2 separate regions of the Mus musculus genome follow, and region 1 is linked to region 2. A link is a loop called in an ENCODE intact Hi-C map of the cell type or tissue named here. Cell type or tissue: heart. All regions are shown on one strand. Links, peaks and the distances in the headings refer to the core of each region. The heading gives the core; the rest is flanking DNA.

Region 1 (8,330 bases), core at 94-8,093, 490 kb before region 2:
GCCTTTGCGCTCCCCTCCAAGACAGCTAGCTTATCTCTCTCTCTAGCCTGGTAAACAGAGTCGGGGGGGGGGGGGTGTGACCTAAGACAGCTGCCTCCTATAGTCCAGTGGAGGTGGCACCCAGCGGTGACTTGGTGTTATCTCGTACCCGAGGTCATCCAGGATGTGTTTTCTCAAATTCAGGAAACAGGGGAAAGAAAGTTTTAACATTGTGTAAACATTGGCACCCCCAAAATCTCCTGCTCCCAGAGAGGGAGATAAAGGAGGCGGCCGGGCAGAGAGGAATGTTTATTTGTTCTGCTGAGCTATGGATCCAAGAGCAGTGGAAATCTTTGGAGGTGCCCGTCCAGTGTAGAAAATGTGAAGGCATCACTCAGCATTGCGCTTCAGAGGCCACACAAAAGAGCCATCTCGAGCTGACAATGAGTAAATGAGGGAAGACCTGAGACCGACCTCTCTTTGATGGGACCAAGGCTATCTCAGTGGGCTCAGAACCTTTCTTCTTAAAGGGGGAGGGGATGGAAGAAAAGAGGAAAGGAAGAAAGGACCCCTGGACTTTTGAAGAGGGGAGGCCGGTTGGGTTTTTGACAGTGCTGATGTGGGGAAATGGCTTTCCTGGCTGATAACATCTGAAACCAAGTTTCTTCGCAAGTTGAACCTTAGCCCGCAGTATCACTCAGAGCAGAGCTTTGTAATTTGTGAGGGGTGGGGTGGGGGGAGGCAGAACACACTCCTGACAGAAGACCGTTATGGTTGTATAGTTTTAGGGGGGCTACTTTTCTGGTGATGGTAAAGATGGGAGCTGGGAAGTAGACAAATTGTGACTCTGAGATCCTGGTGTTGGTCATTTTGAAATTACAAGAATGCCCAATGTTCTATGCTGATACTAATGGGAAAATACCTACTCATGTTCCCCAGATAAATCAACCTTGAAGAGCCCTATTACTATAAAGAGAAATATCAGTTAATTATCATGTAAAAGGAATGCTCTTTCGACATTCTGAAATTTCCTTTTGCTCAGTGGCTTCCCTCTAAACCTAGGAAATGTTTTGTAGTAATACCATTGCTGTCAGGCCTTCCCTCCCGACTGTGGCCTGAAGCCCACGGGCGTCCCCAGGACGAAGTTCAGTGCCACTGAGGACTCGCAACTGGCGGACTGCGAGGAGGAGATCGTCTTGGCCTCTTTTCAGTTTGTGTGATGGTGTCAGAGGCCCTCCTGCAGTACGATGGGGCTTCATTTCTCCAACACTCTCATGCCTTCTTTCATGATGCAGAAGGACTGTGCTTCCATCTGGGAGCCCAGCAAGCAGTGACCGGCTGAGAGGGAGCCTTGAGCAAGCCATGGGCTCACAGAGGGAGTCGGGCAGACAGCTTGCCTTCACTGGGTGGTTATCAGCTCAGCTTGGCAGGGTAACAAGGGTTTCTCCATCTTTCTTTCTTTCTTTCTTTCTTTCTTTCTTTCTTTCTTTCTTTCTTTCTTTCTTTTTTTTTTGTTTTTGTTTTTGTTTTTGTTTTTCGAGAGAGGGTTTTTCTGTATAGCCCTGGCTGTCCTGGAACTCACTTTGTAGACCAGGCTGGCCTCGAACTCAGAAATCCGCCTGCCTCTGCCTCCCCAGTGCTGGGATTAAAGGTGTGCACCACCACACCCGGCTCTCTCCATCTTTCTTTAGAGTGTGCATATTTTCTATTTTTTTAAAATATAGGCCAATTTAAAGAAAAGTGTTAGATGTTATATAGCTCGCATGGGTCTGAGAGAATGCCAGAAGCCCAGGAAACTGAAACTCGGGATTCTGGTTATTACAGAAGATCGTTAATTCTTGGCAGTGGAGTGCCTGTCATAGCACCTAGTGAGTTCCCTGGCTTTATGAGCTCATCATGTGTATAACTGAAATCTCATGTTTCTTTCTCATTTGTTGTTGTGATGAATATTAAGTGGTTAGGGGGGTAATAGGGAAATCGTGTTAGATGAGACAATAGCCTCAGCTTCTGGTAAACTTCCTTGCACCTCCTCTTCGCTCTCTGAGAGGCTTCTCACTGCATGTATGGAGAACAGGAGCCATTGGCTACAATTGAAGTCATGGTAGAGGCTGGGGCGCACTAAAGACACTTTACAAATTATTTCCCTCACATCTGGATCCTATTGGATGGGTCTGCTGTCGTTTGCATGAAGTAGCATGTACACACAGGCATGGTAGTATGATGACTTTTTGAGGCCATGGTCAACTTCAACTCTGTGAGGTCGGGTGTTCCAGACAAGAGACAGAGCTGTTGTGAGTAAGACACTCAGAAATTAGACAACTTTTAGATTAAAAGCCACAGGCTAGCAGCTGCCTGAGATCTGTTTAACCCATAGTATTTCATATTTCTTATGATATTAAAAATGCTAATGGGTTTCCAACATGAACAAAACTAGCAGTGTTCACATTTAATATCCCCCTACCAATGGGCGTTTGTTTGTTTGTTTGTTTGTTTGTCTGTATTTCCGATTTGGCCCTCTTGAACCAGCATGCATGAAGGGCACAGTTTGCAGAGCCATCGTGACCATGTGACAGTCACCTCTGCTTCACACGTTCTCACCTCCTGTCTGCCCGAGAGGGAAATGTAACTCTTGAGCTTGGATTGTGGACTCTACAGAAAGGAAGCTTCCTCTCTGGGCTGGAGGTCTGAAGCCCCTGGTACTGTCTCCCAGGACTGTGCGTGTCAACATCCTAGAGGCATGAGTCAGGGGTTCTTATCCCAGCAGGGACCTTTCACAGTAGGGATATTGTCTCCTGTCTTAGTTTTGCACAGGCCAGACAATTCCATTCTAAGCATGAGAAATAGATTTTAATGAGTTTACTTTAAAAAAAAAAAAAAGTAAGACTTTATTCAAAAGACAGGGGCAACTCTGATGATTTAGGAACAGAGCAAGACCTGACAGGATGCGCATGAAGGCTAGGAGCACGAGAAGCTAAGGTCCTCGACGGCTCGGGTCGCCTCTGAAGACGCTCTCCTGTCTTCCTCATCCTCTCAAGAGTATGACATACCAGATAAAAGAATCAGGGAGGCTTGGCTTGTGCCCTCACAGGGACATGACAGTCCTCTATGGCCGGGAGCAGTGAGAGAAAGGACTTTCATTTCCCATAGGGAATCTGGGTGCTGTTGCTGGACAGAGGATCAGAGGGTGGGTGTTGGCGACAGAAACAATAGATACTCCTGTAGCCCCCCTCAAGCGGGTAATGGGGTCATTAAGGGCATGCTGTAGGGCCAAGTGGGGTGAAGAGGCGGGTCTCCAGTTCCTTGGGTGCTTTGCAGCTCAGCAGCTGCGTCAGACCAGACACAGAAGGCCTGAGCTGTGCGCCTAGAACACAGGAGGACGCTCCAGTTCCGCCAGCCTTTACTTTGGCCAGTTCATTAAAACAAACAAAAACTATTTTTATAAATTCAAAGGAAAACCAGCTTCATTTTCATCTTGTTTTTAGGACTATCTAGATATGTATGACTTGTACACTACCTGACACATATTCATATTTGGGTAAACTAGTGCTTATAAAAAAGTGTTCTAGAACCACTGACTTGAAATTAAAGTAACGTTCCCGGGGTTGGCAAGACAACTCAGCAGATAAAGAGGCTTGCTGCCAAGCCTGATGGCCTGAGTCAGGCTCTGGGGACCCACAGGATAAAAGAGAACCAACCCTCTCAAGTTGTTCTTGGTTCCCACATGCACACTGTGGCACCCATCCGTGCACATAGATGCAGACACCCCAAAACTAAAGAAATAGGTTAAAAAATAAGTAAATGTGGGACTGGAGGGCCGGTTCAGCAGTTAGAGTAGATAGATACTGTTCTTGTAGAGGTACTAAGTTTGTTCTCAGCACCCTCATCAGGCAATTCACAACCTGTAAGTCCTGCTCCCAGGGATCCAGCACCCTCCTTCATTCACGAATACATATCCACACAGGAGCATACACAAGTACACACAGTTTAAAACAAAATAAAAATCTTTAGGAGTTAATAACAGATGGTAACGTTCTCAAATCTTAAGAGACGTTCATTGAGATACACTGCTCCGTCTGATTGTTACACCCTTCCTTGTTCCTGTGCCAGATCTTGATTTGCAGCAAGCAGGGAGAAGGAATGACATGGGTGGGAGTCAGAGTAATGAGTCAACCGTGAGGGTCCAAGCGGGAACAGGGAAAGTCACAGCCTTTTAAACAAACAACTCACAGTGACCAGTCAGCGAAAATCATTCCTAATAATAGCTCATGGTAGGCAGTTCCCTGGAAAAAAAAATGGTTTGGTGTGCTAAGGAAATAGGAGCGAGAAGGCTCGGCGTCTGGACGCGTTTCTTTAGGCGATTCTGCTTTGGAGTTTACCCTGTGTGCCATGTACATTGATTAAACCCAGAATATATGCTGGCCATTTTTGACCATCATTTACCGTATTGATTTGTTAGCAAGGGAACTGTAATAAAAAAGCCATTGATTTACTGTCCTTATTTGCTTATGGGCTTTTTTTATTATTAATTTTTCACTTTTTCTTTCTCTTTTGGGGACCATTTCTTCCAGACAAATGCGGTGCTCCGTGAAGTTAAAAGAGAGGGGCTCCCGGTGGAACAAAGGAGTGAGATTCTGTCTGCCATCCTGGTCCCGCTCACCGTGCGCCAGAACCTGAGGAAGGAGTGGCATGCCAGGTTTGTTCTGCTCAGAGGTGGGGTCTGGTGTCCCTGCCCCAGCTCTGCGCGTCCCGCTCAGAGAACTAAGGTTGAAGACATTCTGAGCTAACGTTAGCTTCCCTGCCCGTGGTAACCGCATCAATTATAACTATTCCCGACGTTGTCCGCATGCATGTACAGGTTCTCCTCTAGTGTGACATTTAGCCTGTAGGCTTGCATCTTGAGCATAATGTAGTGTAAGTACCTGATACCCAAGCGCCCTTTCTGGTCAGCTGTCTGAGGCTAGCTTTGCCCATTCAGTTAGGCAGATGCCTGGGCAGTTCACCGAAGCCCGCTCTGTTACTGCACACGGGCAGAGCGTTTGGAAGTGGTATACTCATCGGCCTGCCTCATTTTTCAGGATTGGCTGAGGAGAGATTCTTTTTGCTTCAGCCTGGTTTCTTTGTGCTTGAAGGTACCCATGGTTAGAAAGCTATCATGATGGAAGGTTCGTGTAAATCACCAGTTCTGACGTCATGTGCTTGCTGGCAAAAGCTAGTAGCGTCTATGTGAAAAATCTGAGACGCGTGGGAGGTCAGAGCCAGCGCCTCGATGTTGGGATTCTCTTGCTTGAGTAGCTGGTCCGCTGAGCTCTCATCCGTCTCCGTGCAGGAGCCAGAGGAGTCAGGAGGTGATACTGGGTGTTGTTCCACAGCCGTATTGGATGCCTAGAAATTCTCTGTGCCTGGGAGTCAAAGAGCATTTTTATTAATAACCATAATATTCTCTAAAACTCCATACTGCAAAATTTACAACAATTGATAGCTTTACTAATAATTATGATCATGAAAAATAGATGTGTTTAAACAGGAATGAAGGCATGAGCAGCATTTTCCAAGAAAGGCATTTTTGTTGGCTCTTGCTTCTCCCCAGGTATCAGAAAGCAGCTTCCTCTGGGCTGTATGATCTCCGTCCCGCATTTAAGGGAAGCATCGTGGTTTTCAGTATCGCCCTTTCTCACAGTGTGTTCACAGTAAACGAATTTTCAACAGCACTGACTGAGGCATGATTTACCGTTTAATTTTTTGCTTTTTTGTGTTACCATTATTACATTTGTATTATATTTTTTTTAAATAGTGAATTATCAGCATTGGGGCATCGGAAAGGTTTTCTTCTCTCTTTTTTGCTCCGTTCTGTCTTCTTCTTGGCGCTACATATTAAATCAGAAAGCAGGGAAGAATGTGTTTCTGTGCTTCCTCTCTCCCATGGTCTTCCCTCGAAAGACAGCCCAGCCCAGAGTGCACGCTCACCAGGAATGGCTGTCTTTTGTTGGGTGCATATAGTTTGTTACCAGTAATTTCCTATGACATCAACTCATTAGACAGTGTGGCCGAGATGGCATGTTTAAATGGAGTCTGGCTTCAGCGTTTCTGGCCCTTTCCTGCTAACAGTTTAATCAGGAGCTGGAGCCAGTGTTGAAGTTGATGTAGTCTAGCATCTGAAACAAAACTTCACAAGTCCTTTGTGGCAGAGGCGGAGGGAAGAAGGGGCTTAGCTGCTGACACTGTGCAGACCCTCTTAAAACCAAACACCTGAAAGAAAATTTCAAGAGGTCGATGTCCTGAGAGCTCCAAAGGCAAAGTGTCCTCAGAGTATTAAATAACCGTCCTCCTCCCCCACCCTCCCGCACCCCCATTTGATGTTTCCCATCTCGGTGCCCTATCTCAAAGCCTCATCCATGTGAGCCGGATAAACAGACGCTCACCATATCCCTCTCTTTCCTCATCAAAGCACTGCCTGGTGTCTGGCACAGGCCGGGCTGTGCGTGGCTGTCCAGCGGGTGGTGGTAAAAGTTATAAAACATCCCAGAGAGTGCCTCTCTTCCTTGCTGCTTGCCGCCTAGGTTTTAAAGATGGGCTTATTGTGTGCTTAGGAATTACACAAAGGAAAACACACACACACACACACTTTAACAGGAAATCATTAGCACTCATCAGAGGCCAAGCAGTAGATTACAGCCTTTTTTACCTTCATCAAAGCTATCGAGGGACCAGTTAGATTAGATAATAGATTTTTTTTTCTTCAGAAAGTTGCGTCCAGATGACTCTAATTAACTTATAACACACATTGGGCTGTACCACTTGAAGAACCCAGTCACTCTGACTCCCACTGGTAGTGACTTCAGTACCAGTTCCCCTGCAAAACCCCTTCCATCAGCAGGTTCATCTGCCATCGTGATCTCCAGAGAACATTTTCAGTGAAACTTGTAACTCAGTCATAAAATATGTGTCCCTCTCTCAGACCCGGAGTGGTGCCATTGTCTGGGGCTCTGCATGTCTGAAACCAAAAGCATATGTTCTCTGTAATTTAGCTCCTTAAGGAAAGTGTCAATTCTGCAGTGACTTGGGGTAACTGAGTTTGTCACAGTGTCACACAAGCCTGCGATTCTAGAGGCACTTCTGAGCGTTGTCGGGTTTCCTTCCCCAAACTCGATAATCTTATAAACAGCCCTCTCCAAATAGGCTTATTAAGGCTGTCCATTCACGTCCCCATCAGGAGCACCGTGTGAATGCCCGGCAAGTGTTAACAGAAGAGGTACCGAATTTCTGAAGATTTGCCTTTGTTTATACAGTCCACTCTGCCTGACGGACAGCTTGTTATAGCTTTTAAAGAACTGGGCAAGCCCTCTGATCTGACCCCTTCTTGACCTCCGCAGCCCAGAGGTCAGTCTGCAGCTAATAAAATCCAAAGCTCTTAGGGTCTACTGTAGGAGCAGGCAGAAAAAGAGCAGCTGCAAGGACTGAATATCCCAGGATCGGCTGCTTTGGGGTCAGTGTCTGATAATGAAAATGATTACCAAATTATATGGAAGTTTAACCGCAATAGTGAGAGAGAGGAGGGTGGAGCCCAGCGTATTAGGTTTGATAAATGAACTGTGAAGAGGCCCATCTGGCTCTCAACATCTTTTCTCCCCCTCTTTCCTTACCAAGGGGAAACATTTTAAAATAACAGCAGTACATATAGACTCAATGACCCATGCACGGAGCTGGAATGGATTAAGATTTAATGGTGGCAGTGGAAGGAATTATCATTTGAAAAGTACACCAAAGAAAAGGTACAGTCCGGTGTCCATGCCTGACTTGTTTTTCTAGATAAAAATCTAAAAGCCAGCACCTTGGCTTATTTTATACATATCCCCAGCATATCACCTGGACTACTGAAAATGCCAAGGTATTGATGGCGTAATTACCCACGTTCAGCTTCAGGGATAAAGGGGCCCCCTTTGCCTTGAACATGTCAGAATGAGCACCAAACATTTTGTTTCTGCTGGCTTGCTCAGTTCCAGTGATGGAGGGTAATGAAAATGCTTTGCAAAAAAAAAAAAAAAAATTAAAAAGTGGAGGCGGGTGTCCATTTCAGTGTCTGACCCTCCCACATGTCACTGCACTGGGTCTGTGTGTGGCTCACGGGCACTGTTGTCTTCCAGCTAAGACCTGGCAGTTTTTCTAGAAGAGTTTGTACCCCAGTATTCATTCCACAAACACACAGTGCCCTGCACCGGGGTGACGCTGGAGACCACACAGCTCTGTTCATGGCCACATCATGACTCTGTCTTCTGAGGCAAGAATGGTTTTCCTCAGCAAGCATCTGTTCGTATATGTTTTGTTATATGTGTTTTGTATGTTAGCTATGTACA
Region 2 (8,330 bases), core at 28-8,027:
CAGGCCAACTTCATCGGCTGACTTGAGCTGCAGGTGGGTAGACACAGCTGCTGAGAGCTCTGAGCACCAACCTTAAGAGACATACAGGCAAAGAGACCGTATTTTTATCAAAAAATATAGATGCTAAGGGGGTGGCATTCCCTCATAGGTGGGCTTGGAAGTGGGTGTGAACCTCTCTGCTGATCACTGGTTGTGTGTCCCTGGGTGAGTTCCTTGGCACATCTCAGAAGCAAACCTTCTTGTGGAACCAAGTAATGACTTTGTAGCACAGGCCAAGCTACAAATTCGGCTCCTACTGATTTTTGCTTTTCTTTCTCCACTTCCTGCCCTCAGCTTAGCTCCGCCTCTTTCAGCCCAGTTCACCTACTGCTCCTGAACTTTTCAAACACTTGGCAGACTCAGAGCTTAGTGGGCAAGCACAGCTCACCCATCTCAAAGGAGGCAGGTCAGGAGGCGGAAATGAGTAGCTTGCTTCTGAAGCCAGAAAGAGTTCCTGTTGCAGGTCCCCATTTCCTCCTTGAGTGACTTTGACTCAGCCGTGTGATCTCAGATATTCTCAATCTTGTCACCTGCAAAGTGGGGATTTCAAGAGAACCTTCCTTGAAGGCCACATCTGACACAGAATCTCCAACTTAAAAAAAAAAAGCGTAATCCCTCCCACGGGGGGGGGGGCGGGGGGGATCTGGAAAGGGGAGCAGCCCTGCTCTTGGCTCTAGCACCTCCTTTTTGGTTTTGTTTTTGTTTTCCTCCAAGAAATAAGATTTCAACTTGACAAAAAACAAAAACAAAAACCTCCCAAGCAGCATGGCTCCCTGATCAGTTCTCAGCATGCATGTCTGTGAGGGGTTGCAAGGTCTGTCAGGAAGAAATGCGCTGGACTGGGCGTGGTGTTCTGACAGCCAGCTCTAACTTGGAGTGAGTTCGGAGATGTTCCATCCCATGCAAGCCAAGGAGGCACCTGCACCTGCACCTGCACCTGCACCTGCACCTGCACCTGCACCTGCACCTGCACCTGCACCTGCACCACCCCACCACCCCTGCTGCTGGCACCCACTGCTGTAGAACCAATTCCCTCACCCTGATCCAGAGGTTATAGGGTCACCATCTTTCACTGTGTGGGCATAGAGCATTCAGGGCCGTTTCATTCTCTCATGGGACTTTGTGTCAGTGGTTGATTGTTCAGGGCACCGGAAGTTCTCATTGCACAGAGCACCGGAAATTCTCATCAATGTGAATCGCAGAGGCAGGAGTAGTTCCCAGGTGGGGCGAAACTCAAAGTTTCAGAAACTACGAAGAGGTGACAGCTCCTCGGCCACACATTACAGAGCAAAAGAAATAGCAAGGTTCTCAGGTACTTGTGTCTGGGTGGGGGAGGGGACTGGCTCACGTTATAAAAAGACCCTGAGGTTGAGAGAACTTTATAGCCATCCTCAAAAACACCCGAACTCCTGAGGTCACCACAATGACATCCCTTCTGCTTGCAGAATGCACTGCTTCCACCCACTTATGAAATGTGACAATATTGAGTCTAGAGGGAGATGAAGCTCCTTAGAAAATGTTCTTTGGAAGAGTGCGAAGTCAAAGGAACAGTTGTCTGCGGTCACACTCTCAGTGTGCCATGCAGAAACCCGGGAGAGGGGTCCTGGTAGATCCTTCTCTCCATCAAGAAGAATGGAATCCTCTGAGCATCATCACTCTACAGCACTTGGGAACACCCTCCTCAGGACCCAGTTTTTTTCTAGAAGAGGGTCCATAATCCTTTTTCCTTTCAGCTTTTACCTCAGTTCCCGGAACTTTTGAATCTGCCCTCTTTGAGGTCCTTCCGTCTTCACAGGAATTGGCTCTTGCTAGGCCTTGAAGTGAAGGACAATAATCCTCCTTCCTCAGGAGGCTAAGAAAAAAATTCAAAATTTGAAGCCAGCCTGGACAACTTACTGAGACCCTATCTCATGATAAGAACTAAAAAAGAGGACTTGGTAGACAGCTGAGCGGTAGAGCTCTTAGCTCTCAGTGCTTGAGGTCATAAGTTTGGATCCCCAATACTGCTGAACCAACAGCTTCTTCTCCACCACCCCCAGCTTCAATTTAGATTGGCCTGGCCCTGCCCTTCCCAGGCTGGGTGGGTCCATGGCCCTGGAGATGTAATGAGGTCCGGGAGACCCTTTCTTTAACATGGAAGAAAGATGAATGATAGTCTCGCCCTCATGGAATTTTGTGCAGACAGAATGGGAGTGGGAGACTGTTGGGTCCAGGATCCAGTTGACCTGTCCTGAGGCCTGTAGGCCTTCCTTTGGATGAGCTTCTCTGGAACAGGCTTCTTCTCATAGCTGAGTTCCTCCCCCAGCATGCTCACTGTCGCAGTAAATATTTCATCCCAACTGGAGGTTTCTACCCCACCTCAGATCATTCAGTTCACAGATAAAACGCACAACGCTTTTATATTTGTAATAAGCCTTAGATGGCACTGGAGCAGGGCAGATATCAACCCCCTATGCTATTTTGTCTACTTCCCTATCAATAATCATGACTTGCCATGTTCTGCCTGGGCTGCTCCCTATTGGCCAGCTCTCACGATCCCTTACCCAATAGCACTCTTCAAACTGGGGGATCAAAGGCTCCTTTCATTCTGGATGGCTCCTGTCACTCAGGATCCACACAGGTGGTGCTGCCTCCAACAGAATTCTCTTGAATCTCGTATGGGTTAGCTACGAATCTTAAGGACGTGGATTTCATCCTCCAAAGGCTGTGTCCATAATCTCTGAAGTATGTTTTAGAACAGGGTTTTTACAGCCTAGTCTGGCCTGGCTAAGAAGGTTTACTAACTTCAAGCATCTTTCAAACTTTCCATGTCCTTAACAAGAGTTTTATGGTGATGCCTAGATAGTTTGTACTCTGACATCATTCCTGACTTTGAGAATACTTTTACAAGCCGAAGAGACTCTTCTCTGTCTGTTGTACTTCCTCCAAAATGTGCCTGAGAATTTATTAGCTTCTTCTTCAATGCACTTTCCCAACAATACTGTTAAACACAGCTATAAGATGACAGTTGGGCTATGGGGAGACATCTCCACAGTTAAGAGCTTTAGCTGCTCGTGCATAGAAAGTTCACTTTTAGATCCCACGTGGCAGCTTACAACCAAACGTTTTCCAGTTCCAAGGGGAAATCTAATGCCCCCTTCTGGCCATCAAAGGCACTGCATGCATGTGGTGCGCAAACATATCTGTAGGCAAAACATTTTAACACAAAAAATATTTTAAGTGCTTAAAAGACAAAGGAGACAGTCTATACTTTTTTATATTCTCCCTAAATTCCAACAGATTCATGATTGTTTTCAGTTATCTTTTTTTTGACAAGTATAAAAATATTTTTTTAATTAGGTATTTTCATCGTTTATATTTTCAATGCTATCCCAAAGGTCCCCCATACCCACCCCCCAATCCCCTACCCACCCACTCCCCCTTTTTGGCCCTGGCGTTCCCCTGTACTGGGGCATATAAAGTTTGCAAGTCCAATGGGCCTCTCTTTGCAGTGATGGCCGACTAGGCCATCTTTTGTTACATATGCAGCTAAAGACAAGGGCTCCCGGGTACTGGTTAGTTCATATTGTTGTTCCACCTATAGGGTTGCAGTTCCCTTTAGCTCTTCAGTTATCTTTTTGATGGGTAAAAACCTATTTGAAAAGCAATGTCACCTAAAATAACAATGATAACCACTTATTCTTTCCTATTTGTGGGAAATATAAGAAACAATTTAATTCATTTTTATTTTTGTTTAATACAGGGTGTCGCCATGTAGTCCAGGCTATCCCAGAAACCACACTGTAGCCTAGGCAACCCTCCAGCCACTCTGTGCTGAGTGTTGAGGTTACAGCTATGTGGCTCCATCTCTTTCTGGGAAGTGAGGAGTAGCGACTGGAGCTTGGCTCCCTGGCCCTCCACTTCTCCCTGCCCTTTCAGCTCTCTCCACTGGTCTGCTTGTCTCTGCTATTCCCAGGCTCAACACAGGAAATACCATCTCAGCAATTTGGCAAAGCTAATTGTTTCAGGGATTACAAACCCAGATCCTCCAATAGCTAAGAAAATAGAGCAAACACATGGAGCAGGGTTTGTGTTGCCAGGGCAAACTGAATAGCAGAAGTCCACCTCTGTCAATGGGCAGCTACTGTTATCCAGTGTGTAGAAGTTGTGAATTTCGGAATTCCCTGAACTTATTGCTTCCCTGGTCACTGGGAAATCCAGGTTCCCTGATGAAACCCTGACATTCAAGGGCTGAAACAGTACTGTCCAGGATTGCCTAGTTCTCCTGCTCACAAGGCTTGTCAGTGAAGAAGGCCCATGTGTTATGGCTTAAACCAATGAAAATTGCTTCTCACTCATACCACATGTCATTAAACGTGTGCAGGGTTTGCCTTGTGCCACCTTTTCTTGGGGACACAAGATGTGGCCCTGTGATTTTTTTTTTAGACTTGTGTTTTGTTTTGTTTTGTTTTGTTTTTCTCATCTCCTCCTATACCCACCCCTTCTTCCCAAGCTGCGGAAATGGAAGCATGGTTAGGTTTGTTCTGCCTCATGAAGCATCCCCAGAAGTGACTGATACTCCCTTGGCTCAATGTGTAACTGGATAAAGCAAGACACAGAGCCACACCCAGTTCTGTAGGGTGAGCCTTCCTATGTACCAGCAAAGACGTTGGGACTCAGGCGAGACCAAAAATGCCAGCACAGGGCCAGATAGCACCCAAAACATTGCTCAGACCAAAGCAGATAATCAACACCGAGCTTCTACATCTAGGTTCTGGGAGATAAACACCTGTGTTTGGCTGTCTCTGTCCTCTGTGGGATTGTGTCTGTGTCCCTCCTGCAGGTCCCTGAGCCCAACTTGTCAGGGCACATGGATGGACAGGCAAATCTGCTTCCTCTTGCTGCTGTGTGAGGATGGCTGATCCATGATCTCAGGGCATGCTCTGCACTGTAGGACCTGTCACAGCTTTCCTGGCCTCTGACCACTGGACACCAGCAGTGTCCCCAGTGTGATAGTGACACCAAAATAATCTCCAAACATTACCTCATTCCTCTAGGGTGTCTAATATCTACTGGAGTCGGAAAAGACCCTCCAGGCTTCGAGGTTCTGGAGTTTTCTCCCTTACTCCATCATCTGCCCTCTGTGTGTGCATCTATTTGTCAGTGTGTGTGTGTGTGTGTGTGTGTGTGTGTGTGTGTGTGTGTGTGCACGTGTGCCTGGCTCTCTCTGCAACTCCCCCTTTCTCCCTCCCTTTACTCTCCTTCCTACTTCTTTCTCATGGTGACGATAGGGACCACACTCATGACCTTGTACGGGCTTGGCCAGTCCTCAGCACTGAGCTTCATCTCCAGCATTCCCAACCCCAATTTCGGTTAGCTTGGATCTTACCTTGCCAGGCTACGTGAGCCCATGGCCATGGAGATGTGGTGAGGGCCCGAGATTCCCCCTTTAACATGGAAGGAACGTGGGCCGTCTTCTTTCCTTCATGGGGATTTATCCAGAAAGCCTGGGAATATGAGAATATTAAATCTGTGATCTTGTGTGATCTCACTGGAGGCTTGTGGGCCTCCTTGGGGTGATCTCTCTTTCAAATAAAAGTTGTTTTGTGGGTTCCTGTCAGACATCCATGGTCAAGGACTGTGTTGATCACTGGGGTATTTGTAGTCGTTGTCCACTGGGTGCTAAGTGTGTGCCTGACAGCACCAGAGAATGTATATCCAGGTGACAAAACAGAGCTTCAGGAAAGTGGAGGATTGCATCATGTGGGAAGTGGTGGACTGCGCCATGCTGGAACTAGGTGACTGTGCTATGCTAGAAGTGAGGGACTGTATCATTCTGTAAGAGGGAAACTGCGCCATGCTGGAAGTGGGGACTCTGCTGTACTGGAGGTGAGAGCGTGGGCCAGTATACTATCTGTCCAGGGTAACACCTCTTTCTGTTAAAATGACAATGCCATCCAATTGGATGGAGTGTGGATGGGAAAATCTGTGCTGAGAGGTCCAGAGGGCTGGCTCAGCCCACCACACACAGAAAACCACTGCAGAGCCCAGACTTACAACATGATTACAGTCGGTGCAACAATCACTTGTTCATTGTGGAGTTACCATGTTTTGAGGACTCTGCTAGGGATGTAAGTGAACTCTCTCTTTCAGTCCCACAAAAGCACCCTATGAACTTTGGATGTCACCACCCTCCCGTACCCTAGATGCACACAGCGCAGAGAGGGCGCATGCCTCATCGCTCGCTGCTAGACAGCAGTGCCATGGATCCCTGGTTCCAAGCCAGCTGCCCGCCTCTCCAGGCTCTTCAGATGCTCTGTGATGTAGAGGGGCCTCTGGGACACTGTGTGCAGACCCATCTCTCTTCTATCAATCTTCCTGCCACCCAACATGAGGAGAATTCCAGGAACCCTCCGATTGCTCCAGCACCAGCTGCAGGCTCAGCAGGCAAAGGTCCTCAAGCCGGCCCTCCTGCCAGCCTGGCCACACTTCTTCTGACATTTGATTTCTTGCTTTGCAAACTCCATGTTGGCCCAGGAGGTGGTTGCCAAGGCACATAAACTAGGTGCTGGGTAAAATACAGCACTTGTTCCACTGGAAATTGATGGTAGCAGGCAGTCACCCCACCCTGGCTGGCCTCTCCTCCTGGGCTGTCGCCACCCAGGCAGGACTCATACTGCCACCAGCAGAAGAATATAACTGTGTGACATCTGCAAGGAGGGAAAGAACCATGGGCCTGAGTGGCCTGCCCAGGTGATAAGTGGGTTTCCTCGGCACACACACACACAAACAGTTTACAGTCCTGGAATACTGTATTTGATGGTCATATCTGTGCTCACTCCTGGGACTCCAGGAGCTGAGAGAAGCCAGTCTCGCAGTGGCTGTTGGAACCTCAGATCAGCTCCTTTCGCCCTTACAGACTGTTTTATTTTTATGTTGTTGCTATTAAAGGGATAGAGAGGAACAAAGGAGACTGGTTTAACTCGTGAGACCAAAGTTGCTTGGAAAGGGACATTTCTATGCCTTGATTCGACACCAGTTTATTGAGAACCCACTATGTGACAAATGGCTCACTATTGGGTTTACATAATTGTGATAGTTTGAATTAAAATGGCCCCCACAGACTCATAGGGAGTGGCATTATTGTAGGTTTGGTCTTGCTCGAGGAAGTGTGTCACTGGGGGTAGGCTTTGAGGTTTCAGAAGATCAAGCCAAGTCACCCTCTTCCTGAAGCCTGCCAATTCAGGCGTATAACTCTAATCTACTTCTCTAGCGTCATGTGTGTCTGTGTGCTGCCATGCTTCCCACCGTGACAATATGGACTAAACCTCTGAACTGTAAGCCAGCACCAATTAAATGTTTGCCTCTATAAGAGTTGCCATGGTTAAAGTGTCTCTTCACAGCAGTAGAATACTGACCAAAACGATCATGACTGTCTGCTATGCGAGGTGTCCTGGCTGGGTGTCTATGACATCACTGTACAATGAGTTACTAGGACAAGGGATAACCCTAGGTTGCTAGGCATGACTGGCTGCTCTCTCACATCAGAGGATCCAAGATGGAAGTCAGCCTGACTTTTTGTTGTTGTTGTTGTTGTTTAACAAAAATCCAAAGCTAACAAACTCATTTTTATTAGGTCGCAAGGCCTGGGGCTCCACATGCAGACATGAACTATGCCCTTAAAACACGGACAATAGACAAATGCACTGGCCTAGGTCTTGGAACCAAGAAGTCAAGGGCTAGACAATCTAGAGACAGTAATCAGGGGGCAAAAAAAATGGGTCCTTTAGTGAAGAGTAGTAGTGGGGATTAGGGAGGGCCAATGGAACTAGGCTAATAGAGCAATGATTCATAAGAATGTCCCATGATTGATGTGTGTTGTTCTCGCTGGTTTAGAAGGATTACCTCAACACTTTATAAACAGAACTCCTACTGCTCAACATGGGAGCTCGGGAAGCTAGCCCACATTCACACCAGAGTCCAGTTAGAGAGACAGAACCATTTCAGATAGCTTAGTCGAAACACAGCAGCAGCCGCTAAAACTCTTAGAACAGGCCCTGGTGTCAAGCACTGGGGCCAGGACCAGGCAGAGGCCCCTGAAGCCAGGAGGGATGTACTACATGGCTGAAATGGAAGTGCTAGGCTGGAGGTGGAGAGGCTGCCCTTTGACACTGCTGAGGTAGAGCTGGGGCCTCTGACAGACCTGCCCCATAAGGCAGAGAAAGGAGAGAGTCAGAGGGGTTGGAGGGAGGAAGGGAGGAAGGGAAGAAGGGAGGAGTGTTCTCTTTCTTTCCCTAGTGCTCCATCTCTAG

What was found. A loop is a pair of places that touch in the nucleus more often than their neighbours do. Peaks named below come from ENCODE experiments on the same cell type or tissue, not always from the same donor. Only the 100,000 strongest peaks of a DNase experiment are listed, where the experiment ranks them.
Region 1: it touches region 2 in a loop (2.1-fold over the local background); 8 of 42 quality-filtered maps call a loop at or near these places.

The regions. Positions count from the first base shown.
Region 1 is chr8:91,518,225-91,526,554 of GRCm38, forward strand. It overlaps Fto (fat mass and obesity associated), which reads left to right. Exons shown (of 9, transcript NM_011936.2): 8 at 4,548-4,672. Among named protein-coding and RNA genes, the nearest start is that of 4831440D22Rik, 55 kb to the left of the region's middle. In heart, for the core only: no CTCF peak of the experiment used is centred there; a DNase peak (open chromatin) is centred at 4,167; H3K27ac peaks cover 407 bases.
Region 2 is chr8:92,010,211-92,018,540 of GRCm38, forward strand. Gm36843 (a long non-coding RNA gene) reads left to right here. Exons shown (of 6, transcript XR_879096.1): 5 at 1-33; 6 at 334-650. Among named protein-coding and RNA genes, the nearest start is that of Gm28516, 10 kb to the right of the region's middle. In heart, for the core only: a CTCF peak has its summit at 3,187 (motif pointing left); a DNase peak (open chromatin) is centred at 401; H3K27me3 peaks cover 741 bases.